2 separate regions of the Homo sapiens genome follow, and region 2 is linked to region 1. The links are chromatin loops, found by intact Hi-C in ENCODE. Cell type or tissue: GM12878. All regions are shown on one strand.

Evidence for each region. Peaks named below come from ENCODE experiments on the same cell type or tissue, not always from the same donor. Only the 100,000 strongest peaks of a DNase experiment are listed, where the experiment ranks them.
Region 2: it touches region 1 in a loop (2.3-fold over the local background); 2 of 110 quality-filtered maps call a loop at or near these places.

The regions. Positions count from the first base shown.
Region 1 is chr16:84,751,972-84,756,971 of GRCh38, forward strand. The region is part of intron 4 of USP10 (ubiquitin specific peptidase 10); the gene reads left to right. Among named protein-coding and RNA genes, the nearest start is that of USP10, 54 kb to the left of the region's middle. RefSeq lists an enhancer at 241-320. In GM12878, a CTCF peak has its summit at 2,592 (motif pointing right); DNase peaks (open chromatin) are centred at 150 and 2,620; H3K4me3 peaks cover 558 bases; H3K27ac peaks cover 1,780 bases.
Region 2 is chr16:84,891,916-84,896,915 of GRCh38, forward strand. All of the region lies in intron 14 of CRISPLD2 (cysteine rich secretory protein LCCL domain containing 2), which reads left to right. Among named protein-coding and RNA genes, the nearest start is that of LINC02176, 34 kb to the right of the region's middle. In GM12878, no CTCF peak of the experiment used is centred here; a DNase peak (open chromatin) is centred at 2,116.

The DNA.
Region 1 (5,000 bases):
TCAGTGGGCTGATTTGTGGCAGCCCTTGTGAGCTACCATCTAGCATGTATGTCTTAAAATTTGAAAAAAGGCTATTAAGCAACTCCATTTTTCTGTATGTCAGCAGATTTCATAAGAGTGAAATTTCAGTTCAGCCTTTTCATGTGAGTTATTACAAAAGTGAACTACAGGTTTCAATTTTGTGTCTTTTATGAGTCATTCTGGCATTTTGTGCCTTTTCTCACACATTGTTCTAGGCAGCCCCACCAACTCCTGTGACAAAGATGGACTGGGGGAGGCCATCTTCCTAAAGTTGCTGTCTGAACAGTTAAGTAGTAAATTATACCAACCATGATGAATTGAAAAGAAGGCTTCTGGGGAAAGTTTGTTATTAGAGCCAACTTCTATTATATGCCCTTAAAGAAGGTAAAATAGATACACCAATGGCAATGACTTTGGAATGCAGGTCAAGTTTCAACCTAGAAGTTGCCTGCCCTCTATCCTTGGTGGCCCGCCTTCCTCATTTTTATTCTTTTAGCCTCCATAATTGGAATGCGTATTGGACTTTAGGCTAGGAATAACATTGTAAATGAAAATGTTGATGTTGAAAGAGGAATTTAAATAGAGCGAAGAGTGATATTAGAAATTTGGAAGTGGTATTAGTTCTGGCTTGTCCGTAAGACCTGACTTTTGCATGATAACAATAGGATTCATTCACTTGAACATAATTCGGTCTGGTCTTAGGAGGAATTAGAACTGCTTTTGCACCCCTGTTTTTTTCACTGCGAGGAAGAAGAGGAGCTCACGAACTTCATAAAGCGTTAGTGTCTCCTCCAGTTGATGGTTATCGAAATGAGTCAGGATGGAAGGCTTAGTGTACGTGTGAGATGTTACAAAAGTGGACCTTAAATGTTTCTTGAGTGTTTGGATCTTAAGAGAAAATCTTTGACAATAAGTATTTAATCTTCATTTCTTACAATCATTCCTCTTAAAATGGAGCTTTATTTTTTAAAAACGTATTTTTTTTTTCTTAAGAAACAGGGTCTTGCTCATTCATTCAGGCTGGAGTGCTGTGGCATGATCATAGCTCACTGCAGCCTTGATCTCTCAGGCGCAGGTGGTCTTCCTGCCCCAGCTTCCTGAGTAGTTGGGACTATAGGCAGGCACCACCATGTACAGCTAATTTTTTTATTTTTTATTTTTTATTTTTCATAGCAACAGAGTCTCACTGTGTGGCCCAGGCTGATCTTGGAACTCCTGGACTCAAGTGATCTTCCTGCCATAGCCTCCCAAAGTGTTGCCTGAAATAGAACTTTATTAATATATCTTTAATATGTCAAGATGTTTAAAACTTGTCAAGATTTTAAGGAAGTTGGGCTAACATTTCCTCTTGGGATGCTGAAAGTTGTTGGTTTTCTCAGACTCTCACATAAATTCATTTGCTTTTCCCTTCTCCTTCCACCTCTATTAGCTCTTTATTTTCTAGGGGGGATTCTGATGTCTGTATTGAGCTGGCCGTCATGCCGGGAGTGGTCTGCTTATGTATTTACATGCGTGCTCATCTTTGCTATAGCTGAGCGTGGTGCAGCTCCTTACCTGTTCCAGGTGCGGAGTGATCTGCCGCACAATGAATGAAGTGGCAGAGCCAGGGCGCGAACCCCCGTCTTCCTGGTTTGTGTGCCTGGGCCCTTGCCCTTTACTGTGCGTCTTCTCAGGAGCTGTCATTTAGACTTTCTGGACCAGGAGCTAAATGACCTTTAAAGTCTGTTGAGTCATTTCTAACAAATATGAGTGGAGTCATTTGCCGTAACCAACAACTTTAATCTCCAGATGTTTAATTGATCCTGTATTACTGTCTAATGAGAACTTACTGTATGCCATGCACTGTCTAGTTGGAGTAATGATTGGCCTTGCCTTCAGGGTAGTCTAAGGCATAAGATCAGAAAGGAACAGATGGCAGCTGTTTGTAGGGAGAAGTGATCATTGGCAGAGGGGTGTTGAGGGGAGAAAGCAAGGAGGGGAGGCCTCATGCAGCTAGTAGGGATGGCAGTAACAGGCTGAGGACACAAAAGGCCACCAAGTCCTGTTACCTTAGATGGTGCGGACTTTGTTGAGCAGTTGAAGTGTGAGAGTCTTGTCTTTAAGGAGCCTCCTGTCCAGAGAAGGAGGCACACAGCACTAATATCAGGTAGGCAGTGATGAGGTCAGCTACTGTGGAGACAGTGTGGAGAATCTTGAGTGCCTTCTGTCGGTCTTACTCTGAGATTAGGATTTAGGATCATTATAAGAGATTAATAACAGAATGATACGGTATTTTAGTTTATGAAAGACTTGCCACTAGATAAAATTTTTCTACAGTAACAGAATAATCATTAAGAAAAATCTAGGTTGTTCGTGTCTCTTCTGTATTTTCCAAGTCTGAAAAGGTTTATTCTGCGTTTAACGACGTCGTACCAGAATGGCCTTTCAAAGACTGTCAAAGGCTTGAAGGAAAGCTTGGTGGAGTACATTTCCTAGTACACGTCCCAAGGGCCCGTACGTATGTTCTGCTGTTGCAGAGGTTGTGCTCGTTCGCTTTTGTAGGTTCCTTGCAGTTATTGAACAAACCACTGGGTGGTGCTAGAAGACTTGATTTTAATACTGTGCAAGAAAAACTGAAACTGCTTTTTAACCTGCCTGCGCCTCAAAATAAGCAAACTGGAAGCTGGTATCGATTTAAGGGAATGGCTGATGTAGAAACTAAAGGTTTCTGTCTGACTAGTTCATGCTGTCTCACAAATAAATGCTGGGAAAAAAGTCGGTTTATAGTTGATTTATGTATCCTTTGATTGCATAGAGATTGAATGGTCAAGCCTCCAGGCCATGCAGATTATTCTGGGCCCCTAACTCAGTTAAGAACATGAAAGGAGGCCAGGCACAGTGGCTCACACCTGTAATCCCAGCACTTTGGGAATCCAAGGCAGGCGGATTGCTTGAGGCCAGGAGTTCGAGACCAGCCTGGCCAATGTGGCAAAACCCTGTCTCTAGACTTTGTCCCAGAAAAAAAAAAAAAGGAGCTGTGTTTTCAGACAGAGCTTAGTGCAGCCAGTTCTTGATGGCTGTGCAATGCTTTCCTTTTAAGAGTGGAGTTAGCCTCGTCATAAAGCGTGTTTTTGAGTCTGTTCGAACGGGTCAACAACGAAGGGAAGTTTCAGGCAGATCTTGTATGCCTGGCCCTGGTGGCTGCTTTCATTTCCTTCCAGTATCAGTGCTAAACAGGAATGAACATGTTCAAGCCCCGTCTCACCCACCTCTGGCATCTTCGCCCTAACTCTGCCCTAGAAGACCTTTCCTTCCGTATCGTCAAGAAAACTGAAGTTGCTGTTTCACTCCTTCTCCCACCCAGAAACTTCGCTGCATCTTCCTGGATCCCTAGCTCCTTGCACCCATGATCCTGTCTCCTTCCTCAGCCCGGCTTCTGGCTGAGCAGCCTGCACTTGCTGTCTTCACTCCTACACGCTGCCCCCACTCCTACACGCTGCCCCTGCGTGCTTCTCACTTCTCTACCCTTCCAGCCCTGCACTCTGGGGACCTGTGCGTATGTTTGTGTGATTATCAATCTGTTGAACCCAGGAGGTCGAGGCTGCAGTGAGGCATAATCACGCCACTGCACTCCAGCCTGGGTAATAGAGCAAGATCCTGTCTTTAAAATAATAATTATGATTGGGTATGGTGGCACACATCTGTAGTCCCAGCTACTCGGGAGGCTGAGGCACAAGAATTGCTTGAGACCCAGAGGCGGAGGTTGGAGTGAGCTAGGATGGTGCCACTGCATTCCAGCCTGGGCGGCAGAGTGAGACTGTCTCAAAAAAAAAAAAAAAAATCAGTCACTTGCTGGTCTTTTAATATACATATACGATTTACTGGTGTCATCTGGGTATCTTTTACTAACATCTCTAAAACTGAGCTCATTACCACACTAAACAAAAAATAACCTGCTCATCTGTTGTATTCCTCCTCTAGTTGGATAGCACTGCTGCCCCAGTCAGTGAGAACCTTCTAGTATATCTGTTCTTCCTCAGCTTCCATTTGGTGGCTTCAACCCCTGACCTTCCCAGAGTTTCTGCAGCCCTTGGATTGGGCTAAGCATCCTTCCCCACCCCCCGCCCCCCATCTCCCAACACCCCTTCAGCTTAGCCTGTACAGTGTGTGTTTGGAGCCAGGGACATCACAGTTCGTCCCTTCACTGGTCTGCGAGCTTGCCTAGGGCAGGACCACCTTGCATTCATCTCTGTGCCTTCCTTACCCGGTGCCTAGGCAGGGCTCAGCAGGGGTTTACTCGCCTTCAGCGAAAGGCAGCATGTTATTTAACAAAGGTTTCAGCCACACACCATGGCTCATGCCTGTAATCCAAGCACTTTGGGAGACCAAGGCAGGTGGATCACTTGAACTCAGGAGTTCAAGACCAGCCTGGCCAACATGGTGAAATCCTGTCTCTCCTAAAAATACAAAAATTAGCCGGGCGTGGTGGTGCACGTCTGTAATCCCAGCTACATGGGAGGCTGAGGCAGGAAAATCACTTGAACCCAGGACACAGAGGTTGCAGTGAGCCAAGATTGCACCACTGCACTCCAGCCTGGGTGACAGAGCAAGACTTGTCTCAAAAAAACAAAGGTTTCTATGTTAGAAAGATAGCAGGCTTTGAGTCTTAAGGTTAGGTTTAAAAAAAAAAGTCATTTGATATAAAAATACTATGGCAAAGCCTTGTTGGAATCATGCTGGAGTTTTCATTTGAGACACTATGCCTTTACGTCATTGATGGTTATTTGAAAATGCACCTTTTTAACACTGCAATGACATTAGTTGCTGTTCTGTGGCACACACTAGAAATGATAGACTGTTGTGATGATATGGTTTAAAGACAAATGTAAAAATCCACTGTCAATAGACTTTAAGCCTGTGGGGAAAAGTAAGTATCTGAAACCTTGGAATAAAAGGGATTTTTAAGTGAAGCCCCTTATATATTGAGGAAAGGGCTCAAC
Region 2 (5,000 bases), 140 kb after region 1:
TCCCTCCCAAGCACACATGTCACTGGTGCCTTCTGTACTCTAGAAAGATTTTAGTGATTTTCTGCAGCATTTCCAGAGTTAAGACTTTGCTTTTCTTGCTCCTCAGACTCTCTGCTCCTCCGTCCTGTGGACTGGCATCTGTGATAATGCTTGGGTTCAGCTTTTCTGTGCCTCAGTTTCCTCACCTATAAAGGGGGGAATAATATTACCTGCCCCCTGGGGTGGTGGCAGGGCAGGAGGTCTCCAGGTGGGGTCCCCAGGCCAACAGTGTCCAGATCAACCCAGAGCTTGTTGGAAAAGCACATCCTCCGGCCCCACCCAGCTCTGCTGAATCGGAATCTCTGGGAGGGGCCCAGCAGCCTGCGTCTGAGCAGGTCCTCGGGGGCATCGTGCTGCATGCTCGACTGTGACAGCTGCCGTTCTAAGAGTCACGCGAACCTGGCAAACCTGACACAAGTCAGTCAGCACACACGTCCCACCCTTGCTCCAGCCTGGCCTGGGGGAGAGTGCAGAGCCTGTTAGATGTGGAAATAACAGCTCAATAGTTTCTGTTTCTTAGGGTTTCTGGACACATAGAGGGATTTTCAGTGACCCAACCCTTGAGATTCTCAGCGCTGAGTTGTCCAGTACAGTAGCCACCAACGGTGGGTGCTCACTGAGACCTAAAATGGGCTTATCCTGAGCCCGTTTGGAGATGTGCATAAGTGTGAAAAACACACCGCATCTTCAAGATTTTATACCCTTGATTCTGATATTATTTTGCTACTAAGAGTCATTCAGCCAGGCGTGGTGGCTCACACCTGTAATCCCAGCACTTTGGGAGGTCGAGACGGGCAGATCACTTGAGGTCAGGAGTTCGAGACCAGCCTGACCAACATGGTGAAGCCCCGTCTCTACTAAAAATACAGAAATTAGCTGGGCATGGTGGTGCACGCCTGTAATGCCAGCTACTCGGGAGGCTGAGGCAGGAGAATCGCTTGAAACCAGGAGGCGGAGGTTGCACTGAGCCGAGATTCCACCACTGTACTCCAGCCTGGGTGACAGAGCGAGACTCCATCTCAAAAAAAAAAAAAAAAAAAAAAAGTCACTCATTCACTGAATATTCATCACGCACCTGTGCTGGGACCCAGGGCACAGATGATTGAGCCCTAGAACTCACAGCTCAGAAGGGGAGTGAGCACTGGAGCCCCCAACAGGGTGATGGCCGGGACAGTATGTGGCGCCCGCTGCACTGGGGACACTGCTCCCCCAGTCCCCAGCAGGGTCACCTTGGGCAGTCTCCCTGGGCCTTGGCAGCTCCTCTCTCTAATGGGTTGCCATGAGAATTATGTGAGAGGTGTGTGTCCAGCCCTCGGCTAGCGGCTCACAGTAAGCATGACATGAAACCCAGGGGCACCTGTTGCCACAACTTCAAAAGATGCCATGGTTCTTTTCTCATAGGGTCAGGTGGCTGGATCCTAAGAAATGGCCTACATGACTTATCTCTCAGGATGAGGGGTCAGGGATCTTCCAGGAATTCATTCTTTCATCCTTGCTTCCATCCTTCCAACGCTCACTCCATGCAGGCATCATACACTTAGGGAGCGCTGACGATGTCCCTGGCACCCAGGATCCCACAGGGAGCACAACAGCAGACCTCTGCCGTCATGGGATTTGCCATCTAGTGAGAGGACACAGTGCAGAAATGACAATGCCAGCAGCAGGGCCCAGGGGGTCACTGTTGTGGAGGGACAGTTCAGGGAGGCATCAAGAGGGCTAGTCTTACTGTCCAGAGGGGACTCCTTGGGGACATGGCTCCCAAGAGAACCCTGCAGAGACACCTGGGTGTGGCCATGCCCTGTCCTTTCCTTATTTAGGTGGGATCTCAGCCACCATCTCTGCACAAAGCAGAGGCTGGGAAATTTCCCAGGAGCTTATTCCCAATAGGGGCTGTGGAAACCCAGCCTGGAGTCAGAGGGTGGCTCTGTCCCTGACGGCTGGTAAGCCCTTGGCGAGGGGGCGGTCACAGGCAGTCCCAAGGGAGACGTAGATGTTGTATATACTGTGACCAGTTCACAGCAAACTGTACTTTAAATGTAGGGAATCCTTCAATCACACAAACCACCAAAACCCCCAAACAGGATTCTCAGCACACGGGGCCGAAGGTCAGTTCTGCTTCACAGTGGTTTTGGTTTAGCAATGATCCTCCTCTAGAAGAGGACTTCCTGGACGTTTTGAAAGGCAGCCATGCAGAAATGAGGCAACATAAGAGACTAGCACCTGCTCTCTCACCCCTGCCCACCTGGGTATCAAAGGAAAGAAAAGACATCAGGAAGAGCTTTCAATACTGGGACGAAGGTGTCTGAATATTCTTGGGGAAATGCCGGACATCTGGGTGAATGTCAGTTCAGAATTTTTCTTAGACCAGAACCATTTTTTAACACAGATTTTGCAAGAGATTGGGAAATATATAAACAATGACAGTGAGCATTCTTGGCCACTTGATTTTTTAAAATGTCACCTTTATACAAAGGTATATATGGGTGCACAGCCATCTGAATCGCAAATTCATTCACCTAACACTCATGGGCAGCCCCTGCGCTAGGGACTGGGGACACTGCCGGGAACAGAAGAGAGAAAAATCCCTGTCCTCATAGGGGTGTGGTCTGCTGTGGCAAGTGCAGCAGAGATATGATGTGAGCACACATGGGATTCTAAAGTTTCTAGAAGCCAAAGGAAGAAGTAATGGAAGGGAAATTTTAGGATGCATTTTACTTATCCCAATATATCCATATTATTTCAGTATGTAATCAATAGAAAATTATTATTAGAAATAAGAAATTTACATTCTTTTTTGGGTATAAGGTCTTGGAGATCTGGTGTGTGTTTCACCCTTAGGCACATCTCCATTTGGACGAGCCCATTTTGGGTCTCAGTGAGTACCCACGGCTGGTGGCTACTGTATTAGACAACTCAGCACCGAGAATCTCAAGGGTCAGGTGACTGAAGATCTCGCTATGGGTCTAGAAATCCTGAGAAACAGAAGATACTAAGCTATCATTTCCAGATCTAAGGAGCCCTGCACTCTCCCCCAAGCCAGGCTGCCCCGAGGCTGGGACATGAGGTTCTCTGTGCTCTGCAGAGGAGCTGCTGATAGCAGACAGGCAGGTTCCCCTCCTCCACTCGTATTCCAAACTTCCACCAGCTCTGCACACGTTAGCACATCTCATTCCCCAACAGCCCTGCAAAGTAGGAACCGTCATTATCCCTATTTTATCAGTAAAGGAAGGGAAGCACAGAGAGGTTAAACGACTTGCCCAAGGTCACCCAGCCTACCAGGGGCAGAGCTGGGACTCAAACCTAGGCCGCCTGTACCAGAATCCATGCTTTTAAGCAGCACTCATGACTTCCTCAGCCTGGACAGGCCACTGAACTTGGGGCACAGACCCTTCCCAAGAAGGGGCCAGGGAGACCCTTGAATGCCAAGATATACTTGTTCCTGTCTTTACGATACAAGAAATACATACTTATTATTTAAATAATACATCCAGAGAGCAAAAAGTAAGAGTCCCAACAGGTGCCCTGTTAACCTCAGTTAACTGCTGATTTATAACTTTTCTTGACCTGTTTTTCCCCCGTGCACATAAAACTCACATACAAATCAAAACGGAGATTGTATTATACGTGCTAGTCTGAAACTTTTCCCCCCTAAGAATAATGATATATTTCATCAAATGAGATGAAGAGGTTTGACAGTTCCCTAGAGTGTGGGCTTTGTGAGGATAGTTCACTCACCACTTGTGCATACCCAGCCTGCGTTGCCCACATTCTCACTTTGAAGGGAGGGCAAGGTTTAAACCTAGCAGGGGCGATGGCATTTGTAGCTCCCGGCTACTGAGCACCTGCTGGATGCTCGCCTCTGGCCCAGGTACCTCCCTGGAGAGGCTCATGGACTTTTTACAGTGTCCCTAAGGAGTGGGCACTTTGAGGAACCCAGTTTACAGATGGGGAAACTGAGGCTCAGAGAAAAGGGTTAACCAGCCCAAGGTCCTAAAGATGAGAGCTAAACCTGTACCTGTCTAACTTTGAAATTTTCCTGAGGGATCAATAGAGGGGTGAGACTCTGGGAGAACAAGATTGGAATCCTTTTTTTTTTTTTTTGGAGATGGAGTCTCCCTCTGTTGCCCAGGCTGGGATGCAGTGGCGCGATCTCCACTCACTGCAACCTCTGCCTCCTGGGTTCAGTGATTATCCTGCCTCAGCCTCCCAGGTAGCTGGGATTACAGGCACCCGCCACCACACCTGGCTAATTTTTTTCATATATATATATGTTTAGTAGAGATGGGATTTCACCATGTTGGCCAGGCTGGTCTCGAATTCGTGACCTCAAGTGATCCGCCCACCTCAGCCTCCCAAAGTGCTGGGAGTACAGGTGTGAGCCACCGTGCCCAGCCAGGATTGGAATCCTTTAAAAAAAAAGACTATATATAGAGAGAGACACACACACACAGACACATACACATATACAGACAGTCTTAGACACTTAAGATCGTTCAACTTATGACTTTTCAACTTTATAATGGTGTGAGAGCCATATGTATTCAGCAAAAACCATACTTCAAATTTTGCATTTTGATTGAAAATTCTTTATACTAACTTCCTTGTAAAATAGGCCTGTGTTAGGTGATTTTGCTCAGCTGTGGGCTAAGGTCAGTGTCCTGAGCACACGGAAGGTAGGCGAGGCTGAGCTGTGATGGAGGCGAGGTGTATTCAGTGCATTTCCGATGTGGACTTCTGACTTCCGATGGGTTTATCAGGACGCGACCCACCGTAAGTCAGGGAGCATCTGTGTCCACAGTCATGTATGTACACTCATACATATAGAGACAGTTATATACATATAAATGATATTTCTTAATAATTAAAAATAAATTACACTTTTTAAAAGCCAGAAGACTAAGCACTCAGGGGTTCCTCTTCTGCCGTCCTTTTAGTGCTGGCTTCAGGACTCCACAGGGCAG